Linked DNA regions of Homo sapiens: regions 1, 2 and 4 are each linked to region 3. Evidence: chromatin contacts called from ENCODE Hi-C or POLR2A ChIA-PET data. All regions are on one chromosome and are shown on one strand. Each heading gives the region's core, a stretch centred on a gene start or an enhancer-like site at or near the end of the contact. The rest is flanking DNA. Distances are from core to core; before and after follow the strand shown. Region 1 holds the start of HNRNPUL2 (heterogeneous nuclear ribonucleoprotein U like 2). Region 2 holds the start of CSKMT (citrate synthase lysine methyltransferase). Region 3 holds the start of TMEM138 (transmembrane protein 138). Region 4 overlaps AHNAK (AHNAK nucleoprotein).

What was found. Hi-C counts contacts between places; a loop is a spot of excess contacts on that map. ChIA-PET counts read pairs that join two places held with the same protein, here RNA polymerase II (POLR2A). Pooled maps may share reads with other maps.
Region 1: a loop to region 3 is called in a pooled map, with 15 times the contacts of the local background. The contact joins the promoter of HNRNPUL2 here to the promoter of TMEM138 in region 3. A Hi-C loop is called at or near these places in 8 of 50 pooled maps. POLR2A ChIA-PET finds 5 or more read pairs at or near these places in 2 of 52 experiments (CD4-positive, alpha-beta memory T cell and OCI-LY7).
Region 2: a pooled map shows a loop between it and region 3 (5-fold over the local background). The contact joins the promoter of CSKMT here to the promoter of TMEM138 in region 3. A Hi-C loop is called at or near these places in 4 of 50 pooled maps. POLR2A ChIA-PET finds 5 or more read pairs at or near these places in 2 of 52 experiments (OCI-LY7 and activated naive CD4-positive, alpha-beta T cell).
Region 4: a pooled map shows a loop between it and region 3 (7-fold over the local background). The contact joins the enhancer-like site here to the promoter of TMEM138 in region 3. A Hi-C loop is called at or near these places in 1 of 168 maps with a recorded cell type or tissue (B cell) and 5 of 50 pooled maps. POLR2A ChIA-PET finds 5 or more read pairs at or near these places in 2 of 52 experiments (WTC11 and activated B cell).

What each region holds. Positions count from the first base shown.
Region 1 is chr11:62,726,198-62,728,897 of GRCh38, forward strand. HNRNPUL2 (heterogeneous nuclear ribonucleoprotein U like 2) reads right to left here and starts at 1,260. Exons shown (of 14, transcript NM_001079559.3): 1 at 422-1,260. The coding sequence starts at 959. It overlaps TTC9C (tetratricopeptide repeat domain 9C), which reads left to right and starts at 2,289. Exons shown (of 3, transcript NM_173810.4): 1 at 2,289-2,700. The coding sequence starts at 2,652. It overlaps HNRNPUL2-BSCL2 (HNRNPUL2-BSCL2 readthrough (NMD candidate)), which reads right to left and starts at 1,187. Exons shown (of 24, transcript NR_037946.1): 1 at 422-1,187. RefSeq lists silencers at 701-1,080, 1,251-1,410 and enhancers at 1,671-1,720, 1,971-2,170, 2,561-2,670.
Region 2 is chr11:62,663,898-62,666,597 of GRCh38, forward strand. CSKMT (citrate synthase lysine methyltransferase) reads left to right here and starts at 1,415. Exons shown (of 3, transcript NM_001043229.2): 1 at 1,415-1,435; 2 at 1,750-2,049; 3 at 2,499-2,700. The coding sequence starts at 1,983. LBHD1 (LBH domain containing 1) reads right to left here. Exons shown (of 7, transcript NM_024099.5): 5 at 952-1,076. C11orf98 (chromosome 11 open reading frame 98) reads right to left here and starts at 1,313. Exons shown (of 4, transcript NM_001286086.2): 1 at 1,234-1,313; 2 at 952-1,076. The coding sequence starts at 1,272. It overlaps SNORA57 (small nucleolar RNA, H/ACA box 57), which reads left to right and starts at 1,525; the gene lies at 1,525-1,673. RefSeq lists enhancers at 1,533-1,762, 2,433-2,542, 2,593-2,642, 2,663-2,700.
Region 3 is chr11:61,360,995-61,363,694 of GRCh38, forward strand. TMEM138 (transmembrane protein 138) reads left to right here and starts at 1,380. Exons shown (of 5, transcript NM_016464.5): 1 at 1,380-1,426. It overlaps CYB561A3 (cytochrome b561 family member A3), which reads right to left and starts at 888. Exons shown (of 7, transcript NM_153611.6): 1 at 739-888. RefSeq lists enhancers at 439-658, 777-1,498, 909-1,398.
Region 4 is chr11:62,540,805-62,543,504 of GRCh38, forward strand. All of the region lies in intron 1 of AHNAK (AHNAK nucleoprotein), which reads right to left. Among named protein-coding and RNA genes, the nearest start is that of AHNAK, 4.7 kb to the right of the region's middle. RefSeq lists enhancers at 106-365, 1,876-2,005. Within about 2 kb of position 1,411, at least 37 of the 41 ENCODE cell types and tissues checked have a DNase peak (open chromatin) inside an H3K27ac peak, as active enhancers do; they include B cell, where a contact is called at or near this core.

The DNA of each region.
Region 1 (2,700 bases), core at 10-2,509, 1.4 Mb after region 3:
TTAACATTTTTACGGCGAAAAAGTTAGGTCAGGTAGCCCAAAGACCTGACCCTCTAACTGTGGGCCTAGTTCTCCGTGTAATCCCCAATTGCTTAGCACTTTCTCAGCTAAGAAAAATATAACAAGCACCGTGGGAGACTGTTCCACAGGTAGCTCACAAGTAGTTCGCATGCAAAATCACTCACTGCCATCCACTATCACCAAGGAACCAAGTTAGGCAGGAACCTTCCTCCTGCAAAGAGTAGGGCCACGAGAGGCGGCCTAACCCCTCAGAAAGGTGGGTAGAGAATGAAAGGAGTTCCATCAAATGGCACTTTGAGGCAAGCGAGAACAAGGACTCGGACCCTGCGGTGCAGGGCGGGGTGCTAGATCAGGGGCGCAGCCGGCAGGTTGGAGCCGGGCTCGGCTGCCAGCTCCTCACCCTGTTCCTCGGCGGCCTTGTCACCCGGCACCTCGGATCCCGGCGTCTCGTCCCCGCTCCGCTCCTCGGGTTCGTCTTCCTCCCTCTTGCCGAGGCCCTGCTCTTCGCCACCATTTACCCCGCCTGACCCGGCCGTGGCCTCCGCCGGCTTCTCGGAAGCATCTGGCTCGGCCGCGGCCTCCATGGCTGCCGCCTCCGGGGGCTCCGGCGGCGGCTGCGCGGCCTGACCCAAGGCTTGAGCAGGGGGTGGCTCCTCGTCCTCGTCCTCAAGCAGCGCCTCCTCGTCCTCCTCCTCCTCCTCTTCGTCCTCCTCCTCGTCCCCGCCCGGGCCGCCGCCCGACGCGGCCACAGGCCGAGGCTCCGCCTTGCAGGCCCCGCCGGGCCCGGCCCCGCCGCCGCCGGCCTCGTCCTCGAGCATCTCGGCGTCCAGCGCCTCCTGCAGCCGCTGCGCCAGATCCACCTTGAGGCCGCGCGAGTCCAGGCCCCGCCGCTGCAGCTCCGACCGCAGCTCGGTCACTTTCAGCCGCTTCACCTCCATCGCCGCCGCCGCCTCCTCCGCCTCCCGCCGCCTCCTCCCCTGCGAACCGTCGACCGAGTCCGACCGCGCAGGCGCCGCCGCCGCCGCCCGCCTCCGCCTCACGCGCCAGCACTGAGCCCGCGCGAGCGAGCGCACGCACGCAGGAGCGGAGGCCGCGCACGGTCCCGCTGCGCAGTGTTTGCTTCTCCTTCGTCTCCCCTCCCCCTTTCGGCTCACGGAGCCCAAAACAACGCAGCAGGGAGCTGTTTCCCCTCCAGGCCCTTGGTTCCCCAGCCGCGGGCAGGCGCGCGCGGAGGACGACGGAGTTCCTCCCGCTTCCTCCCGCCCTCTGGCGCCCCCGGGCCAATCGCCGCCGGTGCTTTTATCGCGCAGCCGCAGTGGAGTCCAAGACGGGCAAGGCTGGCTGCAGCTCAAGTGCCTCGTAGCACGGAAGCGTGTGCGCGCCGGTCTTTCAGTACTTCCAGCCGGGGAGTTCTGCGCAGCCGCCCGGAGCTCCCCGATGCCATGCCCCTCCCACCACCCTTACTTCCGTCTGACTTCCATTTGCTGTGGCGTTTTAGGGGTCGCTAGCCTCTTTTCCCTACTGTCTGTGCTTGCAGCAGTAACGACAAAAAAAAAGTCATTAGAGAATGTGTTGCAACATGTAAGCCTAGTAGCAATTGTTTTTCTGGCTAGGAAGCAAAAGGGCTCCCCAGAACGAAGAAATACTGTAATCCGGGCCCTCCTTTTTCCTCAACGCCTCAACTTCTACCCAGCAACAGAGGCCCTTGAACCCGCCCTTTTTCTCTTATTGGACAACTTGAATCGTCATTTGCCGTTCCGATTGGTCATCCGTGATCGTCCGGATTTTTCCAATTGGCGAAGCTGCCAGGGGAATTTTTTTTTTTTTTTTTTCCCAGGTTGGTCCGCTGAGGAGGCGGGGTCGTTTCTGCGGGATTATTTTTCCGGAGCCTCTTCTGATTGGGTGGTGTGGCGCAATGCGCGCGACCCTCAAGATACCAAACTGTACGCATCTCTGACCCTTTCCTCTCCTTGCTCCTGCTGGTAAACCGAAGCCCAGGAGACTTCCAGGTTTGGGCATCTGCAGAGGGCGAGGAACTGGTCACGGCGCCGGGTGGGCTTGCAGCTGTGACGCTTATGTGGACACCTCAGTGTCGCTGGTGGTTCACCTCGGCTTCCCAGTTTATTTATTGACGTCAACAAATAAATGTTGAATAAGGAAGAAGAGTTAGAATTGCTTGAAGCCCTCTGGAGTTTTAGCACTAGTCCCGCCCACTCCCTTCTACTTCCAGGTCGGGGGGGGGCGGGTCCAATAGAAAGGCGGAAGCCAGTGTCCCAGGCGTTCTCACGCCCGCAACAATTCCTGAGTAGGGCCTTGCTTGAGTTCTTCGGAAAGTCTCATCCACCCCCACATCGCCTCTTTAGGAAGTCACTTAATGTTGGGCTTCATTATTCCCACATCCCTTTCCTTACTACTTGCCTGCACTTCTTGAGAAAAAGACTGCAGAAAGGAGAGGTGGGGCTTTCAGTAGAAACAAGCAAACCGCAGGTCCCTGTGGGGGGACTCTCCAGGAAGAAGGGTAATTTCCTGCCTCCTTAAATTGGCTGCTACTGTCAGTTATTTTGCTCCCAACCCCAGAGCTTCACTTGCTCCTTCACTTCCCAGTTCCGCAAGAACCGTGGGCGACAGTTATGGAGAAGCGTCTGCAGGAGGCTCAGCTGTACAAGGAGGAAGGGAACC
Region 2 (2,700 bases), core at 165-2,664, 1.3 Mb after region 3:
CCCCGTCTCTACTAAAAATACAAAAATTAGCCGGGTGCAGTGGGGAGCACCTGTAATCCCAGCTACTCGGGAGGCTGAGGCAAGAGAATAGCTTAAACCCAGGAGGCAGGGGTTGCAGTGAGCCGAGATCATGCCACTTCACTCCAGCCTGGGCAACAGAGGGAGACTCTGTCTCAAAAAAGAGGAAAAAAAAAAAAAAAAAAAAAAAGGACACAGAAAGTAATTAATGGGATGGGAACTCTTCCTCAAGACACAGGAGGCCTTGAAACTTACAAGTGAAATCCTATGAGTGCCTTTGGGAAAATTCTTCGAGTTTTATGCGCCTATGTGTGCACTTTTCTGTATGTAAAAATAAGTTTACTTATAAAAATCTGTGTGAATGTATAACATTACTTGGAGAATGGAGAGCCAACAGATTTCCTGATATTCTTTTTTTTTTTTTTTTTTTTTTGAGACGGAGTCTCACTCTGTGGCCCAGGCTGGAGTGCAGTGGCGTGATCTCGGCTCACTGCAACCTCCGCCTCCCAGGTTCAAGCAATTCTCCTGCCTCAGCCTCCCGTGTAGCTGGGACTACAGGTGCCGGCCACAACGCCTGGCTAATTTTTGTATTTTTAGCAAAAACGGGGTTTCACCATGTTGGTCAGGCTGGTCTCGAACTCCCGACCTCAGGTGATCCGCCCACCTCAGCCCCCCAAAGTGCTGGGATTACAGGTATGAGCCACCATCCCCGGCTTTCCTGAGATTCTTAACAGAATCCAAAACCCAAAGAAAGGTTGTCTGCTACAGGTATTGTGAGAGGCTATCAGAGCTTAGGAACTAACAGCCGACAGACATTCCCCGCATAAGCGTCAGTGCACAAGGTGAGCTGAGAGGTGAAGCTGCTCCGGAGCTCTGCAGGGAGGAAGGAAGACTCGGTGGGGACGACCAACAGGAAGAGGGTCTAGTACTTACGCCCGCTTCTTGAGGTGGTGCCGCGTGATCAGCCCTTGGTCTATCACAGCCCCGACCACCCGGTGCCTCAGACGCCGCTCCCGATTCAACACCCGCCGGCGTTTGAACAGCTTCTTCTTCAGCTCCTGCCGGGGAGAAAGATGCGAATCAGATGGAGTGGGCTCGCCGCGACCCGGGGCCCCTCCACCAGGCAGCCCCGGCCCCTCACTGATCCCATCTCGTGCGAGATAAAAGGGCTCAGGAACGCTTGAGGAAACAAAGTCGCGGCCCCCACACAGTCACCGTTCGGGGCCGGTTGATCTTTCCCCCCGGAGCTCCCATAGTCGCGATTCCACTCCAGTTCACGGTCCGTACTTCCGCTCAGCGCCGGATCCGCGGGGCTCCGCCCCGGCCTTCCGCGGGCCAATCGCAACTCGGGGGCGGGTCCTCGGGCTATATAAAGGAGCTCCGCGGTGCGGGAGGCCTTTCGGAGGGTGGTGAGCTAGTAAGTGTGGTTTTAGCTGTAGTAGCCAGATTGGGCGGCCGGGAGTGGTGGGGGTGCCGGGTGGAAGGCTCTGGGCGGGGTCTCAGGACCCTCCTTTTCTTGGCGGGGATCGGGCTTGTGGTGCCGCTCCCCGTAATGTACGGAGGAAGAGGGAAAGGGCTCTGGCCCCCTCGGCGTCATGTCTTCGGTGCTGGCGGCTTCCCATCCGCTGGTTCTATCCTCAAACGCCGGGACACCGGGAATCTCGGAGAAGGACAACCGAGATCCAGCTGGCTCCTCCATCGGGGTGCTCACACTTTCTCATTTGATTTCAGGTCTGCGGACGCTGTATACCCTCCTCCACTTCCCGCTGCAGCCAATAAAGGCCGTTCCTACCATAGTCTGTGTCCGCGTTCTTTTTTCCGGGACTGCAGAGTTCGGGGAAGCTGTACGCCGCCTTTCGCTACGCGGAATTTGCAGATCTTCCCCTGGACCTCAGGCCTCTCCGGCTGGAGTAGGGTGGACGCTTCACATAAGCTTCTCTGGTCGAACTTACCCGAATCTCCAGATGGCCGCGCTGCGTCGAATGCTCCACTTGCCGAGCCTGATGATGGGGACGTGCCGCCCCTTTGCGGGTAGGGAGGTGGGGGCAGAGTGGAGAGGGCAAGGTGGGGGCAGAGTGGGGAGGGTAAGGTGGGTTCCTCGTGAGTCAGGAGTGTAGTCCCTGAAATTGTGATTCTCAAACCCTACGGTGGGCCGTGCGTGGTGGCTCACGGCTGTAATGCTAACACTTTGCCAGGCCGAGGCGGGCAGATCGCTTGGCCCAGGAGTTCGAGACCAACCTAGGGCAACATAGCGAGACCCTGTCTACAAAAAAAATTAACCGGGCACGATGGCGCCTATAGTCCTAGCTACTCAGGAGGCTGAGGTGGAGGCTTCAGTGAGCCATCATTGTGCTACTGTACTCAACCCTGGGTCACAGAGTGAGACCCTGTCTCAAAAAAAAAAAAGACGCCAGTGTGTATATACGACGTTTTTGCAGTGGCGACATAGACCAAGTGACACCCTCCAACCGTGCCCACAGGCTCACTGGCTGATAGTTGCCTGGCGGACCGCTGTCTCTGGGATCGGCTGCATGCCCAGCCTCGTTTGGGCACTGTCCCCACCTTCGACTGGTTCTTTGGATACGACGAAGTCCAGGGGCTCCTACTGCCATTGCTGCAGGAGGCACAGGCTGCCAGTCCTCTGCGAGTGCTGGATGTGGGCTGTGGGACTTCCAGCCTATG
Region 3 (2,700 bases), core at 130-2,629:
AGAAAAAGAAAAAGGCTCTACTCCAAACTCTTGCAGTGTTACTTTTATAATTTAGAACTACAAATAAATGAAGGGGTAGAAAATCAGTTTGTTGCTCTCCCTCCCCGATGGACTGGGGGACTTCAAGAATCTTGAGGACCAGATTTAGGATACAAGCCCTAAACCCTCATCTTACAAATCAAAAACACTGTGACACTGGGGCCCAAAACAAGAAAATGACTTAGCCAAGGTAAGTGGCCGAGCTGGTACAGGAATTCGGGTCCACTCCCTCTCAGCTCTGAGGATTCCTTATTCTCAAAGGTAGCTTCTGTTAAAGTCGGAACATGAGGAGTGAAGGGCTCAATATTCCTGCCAAGGAGGTAGGTGAACAAGTTACCCCTTAGCACCGGAATAATTATAGACCCCGACTTCAGGCTGTGCCTAGGTCCGGCTCAGGTGTCCAAAGAACCGTTCCAGGCACCCGAGGGGTGATCCCTGACTCCTCTGCTGGGTGCTCGTGCCAGCTAACAATGGGTGAAAATTGGGGTGAGGAGCTCCAGGTGCTTTCTGCGTCCTCTGAAGAGCTTTCGTGCCTTTATAACCACCGCGTTGGAAGGAAGAGCGCGGAGAAAGGTGCCCACTTTCTAAAAGAGAAAATTGAGGCCGAGCAAGGGGATCGCGACAGTGCGAAGCGAGATAGCAGCGGAACCAGCATTCGAACCCAGGTCCCTGAACTCCCAGCCCCGGGATCCTTCTCACCCCTAACCACAGTGGGACGAAGTGAGGCCGGGATCTCCGGAACCCGCCTCTCGCTACCAGGCGCCGGAGCTGCCGCTCCCGAGGTTCCTAGGAGATGCAGAAGACACTGCCCTGAATGCCTACAGCCGGCTGGCAATGCCGCCCCAGAGCAGAGCGGCGGGTGCCGCCTCGCCTTCTTATAGGCTCGCAGCACTTCCAGTCGCGCGCGAGGCCTCCTGGGAAGTGAAGTCCGGAGACCAGGGGTGGCCGGCTCCCAGCGCGCCAAGCTGCTAACCCCCTAACTCCCGTTCCTCCTCGGCGTTTCTTCTCCAAGTCCGAAGTCAGGGTCCAGGACTGCTGCGATGCATCAGCCCCGCCTCTCATCCCCCATCCAGAGGAGGCGGAAATGTTCAGGTGAACGCGAAGCCTCCCACTACGAGCCGGCCCTCAGCAAGGCCGTGCGCAGTGTGGGCGGGAGCCCTAAGTCAGCTAGCGGCGACGCTGGGAGGGCCCGGAGCAGGCCGGGCCCCGAACAGCGAAAGCTCCAACATGGCGGCCAGACTGGCCATAGAGCGGGAAGAGAAAGCCGGGGACTAGCAGGCCGCACGGCGCAGACGGGGCCCGCCTCCTCCATTTACTTCCGGAATTTAAAGCCGGCTTCCGGAAGCCGGGACGATGTCCGCATGACAACCGACGTTGGAGTTTGGAGGTGAGAGTGATTGACGAGGAGTGGGTTAAGTGACCAGAAGTCAGAATTTTTGGTGCTGTTGTTTTGGGCTTGGGTTTTATGCTTTGTTGTTGTTTGCCAAGGAAGCCTCGTTTTTAAGTGGATTGGGAAGCGTGAGGAATACTGCCCTAGGTACAAAGGGAAGGCGGCAGGTAGCGGTGGACGAATTAAAGAGCTTCATGAGCTTGTGAGTCTCCACTGCCCTAAACTGGAGGGGATCGTCGTACGTAGAGACAGGCATGGGCGTTTCTGCATAACGGATCCTCAAAACAGCCCTGGATGGTGGCCTATGAGTAGTGGTTAAGAGCACGGGTTTGGCGTCACAGTTATGAAGCCGGGTTCTGCTGACTTGAGACCTGGAGGAATGCCTTGAGCTCTGACTTCTGTGTCCTTTCCTGTAGAATAGGAATAATTCCCACCTTGCAGACTTGTAGGGAGGATTAAAGGAAACGATCTTGGTTGACAAGTTTATCGTGGTGTGAGTACCTAGGTAGTAGCTATCAGTGTTATTTAATGCGGCCGGGCGCAGTGGCTCACGCCTGTAATCCCAGCACTTTGGGAGGCCGAGGCGGGAGGATCACGAGGTCAGGAGATCGAGACCATCCTGGCTAACATGGTGAAACCCCGTCTCTACTAAAAATACAAAAAATTAGCCAGGCGTGGTGGCACGCACCTGTAGTCCCAGCTACTTGGGAGGCTGAGGCAGGAGAATCGCTTGAACCCGAGAGGCGGAGGTTGCAGTGAGCCAAGATCATGCCACTGCACTCCAGCCTGGCGACAGAGCGAGACACTCTCTCTCTCTCTAAAATTTAATGAATGAGGAAACCGCGAACATATGTCCAATAAGGTGGGACTTCACCAGCTGAGGTGGAGGAGGTGCCTTAACCTTCCGGAGCCTCTGTGTAAAATGGGGATAATATACATTGTAATGGCTACTTCTCAAGATGGTTGTAGGATTACGTAAGGTTAGAAATATGAAAAGAGCTTATAAATTGCAAAACATTTTACCGATGCTAATTTAATCGCTAACACTCCAGAGCATTTTGAAATTTCTTTATAGATTTGGCACAGCAGCGGGTCATAGGACACCCCCAGAGCAACTTGTGGGTCTTGGAATAGATGAAAAGAAACAACTGCCACTGTGTTGCAACCATAACCCTAAAGATAAAGCTTTCCAGGAGACCCCTGTTTCCTCTCTGCTTTTTCTGCCTAGGGCACTTCACACTTCTTTGCTGGCATTTTTCCTGCCTAGTTAA
Region 4 (2,700 bases), core at 161-2,660, 1.2 Mb after region 3:
CAGACTGTAATTCAGGCCAGAAGCAGCAAGAGAACAGCCCATCCTGTCACTTCAAAACTGCAAAGAGGATGTGCCGAGCAGCAGGGCTCTGCCCATACCCTGCAACTGGGGACAACGCCAAGTAGACGCAGAACTCCAGGAAGCAGATTCTTGACCCCAGCAGATGGCCTCTGCCAGGGGTGACCTCCAGAGGAGCCTCCTTCCTCCACTGCCCTCGGAGAACAGTGCCCCTTCCCCGGAGGAGCCAGTATAAAGACAGCCAGGATGGAAACCGGGCCAACTGCTGCAGCAGCTAGAGACAGCCCTGCAGCCAGCGTCAGTGTGGAGATGACAGGAATTGAAACACACACTCCCCCAGAGACAGGCCACAGGCCTCAGTGCCCAAATGCACCAAACCTGAGGACAAGATACACACCACAGGGGCCCATGACTGTGCATCCACCCAGCACAGGCGGGACACAGGAGGCAACCCTCCGAGGGGAAGAAAATCACCCCATCCGTGGTAGGGAGGGTACCGGCCACAGTGAAACTTCCGCCCAGCATGGCAGCACGCACATAGGCCAATCGACCCACCACACACACAAGGCCAAAGAGAAGCAGTCCTCATCCCAGGAACAAAATGACTCATGCCCAGAGTTAGAGACCCCTACCAGAGGGGAAGCCCCCAACATTCGGAACCAGGAGGAGAGGGAGGCTATTCAGAGAGACACACCCAGAAGACAGTATGGTCTGCTCTCATAAACACTCAACAGGAGGCAAAGAGGAACAGAAAGTTCCATGTTGAAAGAAAAAAAAACCCCACACACAAGTAGAAAGAGAATTCTGCAGAGCGCTCTGATGTGCCAGGGACTGTGTTGGCAACATCCCATGCCTGGGGTCTCATTCAACTCCCAAATGATGATGCTATGTCAAAAGAATTAATATCCTTATTTCAGAGAAGTGAAAGCAGGCCCAAGAGATAAGATGACTTGCCCAAGTGTGAGACAGAGTTGAAATGCAAGCCCAGGAGTCTCTGACCCCCAAGGCCCTTGTTCCAAAGGAACAAGGGTGACATCCCTTCCAGGGCCTGGCCCTCTGAATGGACCCCCGAGGATGCAGCTGCCAGGCTTGTTTAGGAAAAAACATTATGCCACATTCTAACCGGAGCAGAAGTGCGCAGACATCTCAGAGTCTAAGCTGGCATTAACAACTTTTACAAACCCACCTAGCTGATTCTGGGCAGTGTGCAGGGAGGAGGGGCAGGTTAGGGAGGTGGAATTACCAGGAAGAATTAGATGAACATGTTGCAAAACACATGCAACTTGGGCACCTTCAAAGAAAGGCACACAAGCACACACACACACATACACACCATTAGTACACGGAGACCCTCAGCCCCATTCTCCACTCTACACAGCCCAGGGCAGCCTGCAGCCCCAGCCAGCCTTCACCGGCTCACAATAGACAGTTGTCCTGCAGGTCCCTATGCCTGTTTACCTGGCACCTGTGTCCCTTGAGCCTGCACCTCCCCTTGTGTGTGTGCACCTGCCTGGCCTCCTCCCTGCTCCCTGCCCTTAGGAGAGGGAGGCGCCAGCCCAGCCACAACTCCCACCAGGAGGAAGTTTTTCCATCCTTGTCATTCCAGCCCTCCCCTCCCCATCACCCCCTTCCCCTGGCCCCTCACATCATGCTGACTTCCAGGGCAGCCCTTACACCCCAACCTCAGCCAGCTGGTTGCTTTCTGACTCTGCTGTGACGCCTTTCTCCATCTCTCTCTACCCCAGCCACGCACAGCCCCATCCCATGCTACAGTGAGCTTGGAAGCCCTGAAGCTCCAAGCTCTCACTTCCAGCAGCGAGGGAGATTCCCTCTTCCCTCCCTGGCCAGGAGGGACTCTGCAATCCTTGTGAAAGGGGGCTGGGGACAGCCTATGATCCAGTGGGGAGTCCCCACACCTGGACACAGAAGCAGGGAAGAGTGGGCCTTTACCCAGAACCACTGGGATTAAGACACCAACTCTGAGGGTGGCGTCCTATAGGAGAGGGGGTGGAGCAGAACGCTTGGTCTTGCCCTGTGGGGTAGATTACAGTTTGGAAGCTGCCTGTCTGCCCCACCCAAGGCCGGGATCTGGGGAGGGCGCTGCTTGCTCTCCCCCCAGCGGTCGGACCACGCTACTGCAGGGGCGTGGGGCCAGGCCGCTCCGGCTCTGTCGCTGAAGAGCTACCCCCGAGCCCCGCCAGGACACGTAGCTGTAGACGGGATCAGCTCCAGGCACTTCCCCTTCCCCCAGAACCTCCGCTCCAGCCCCCGGGGGACCGGGCAGGATGCCCCTCCCTGACAGGCCGTGTGCAGTGCCTTGCTTAGCCTGCTCAGCTGGGGCCTGCACCCCCAAGGCTGTCCTCAACCTCCCAAAGGCTTCTGGACACAAACTGCGCGTGCGGACATGTCCAGGACCGAGAAACTCACTTCAGTCCTTACCTACAACCCCTACGGGCCCGCAGGAAACCTCCACCACCAGAGCAGAATGCCACTGCCATCCTCTGCCTCCAAGCCCGATGACAACGCAGGCAGAGGTGACACATCCAGGCACGCCACAAGGGGAAGACCTTCATTCACAACCAGTGGGATACTCTCTCACAGGCAATGACACACATCTCACTCAGAGACAAGCTGTGACATGGTGGTCACAAGGACCTAAAGCCACAGTGGGACGACACCTGC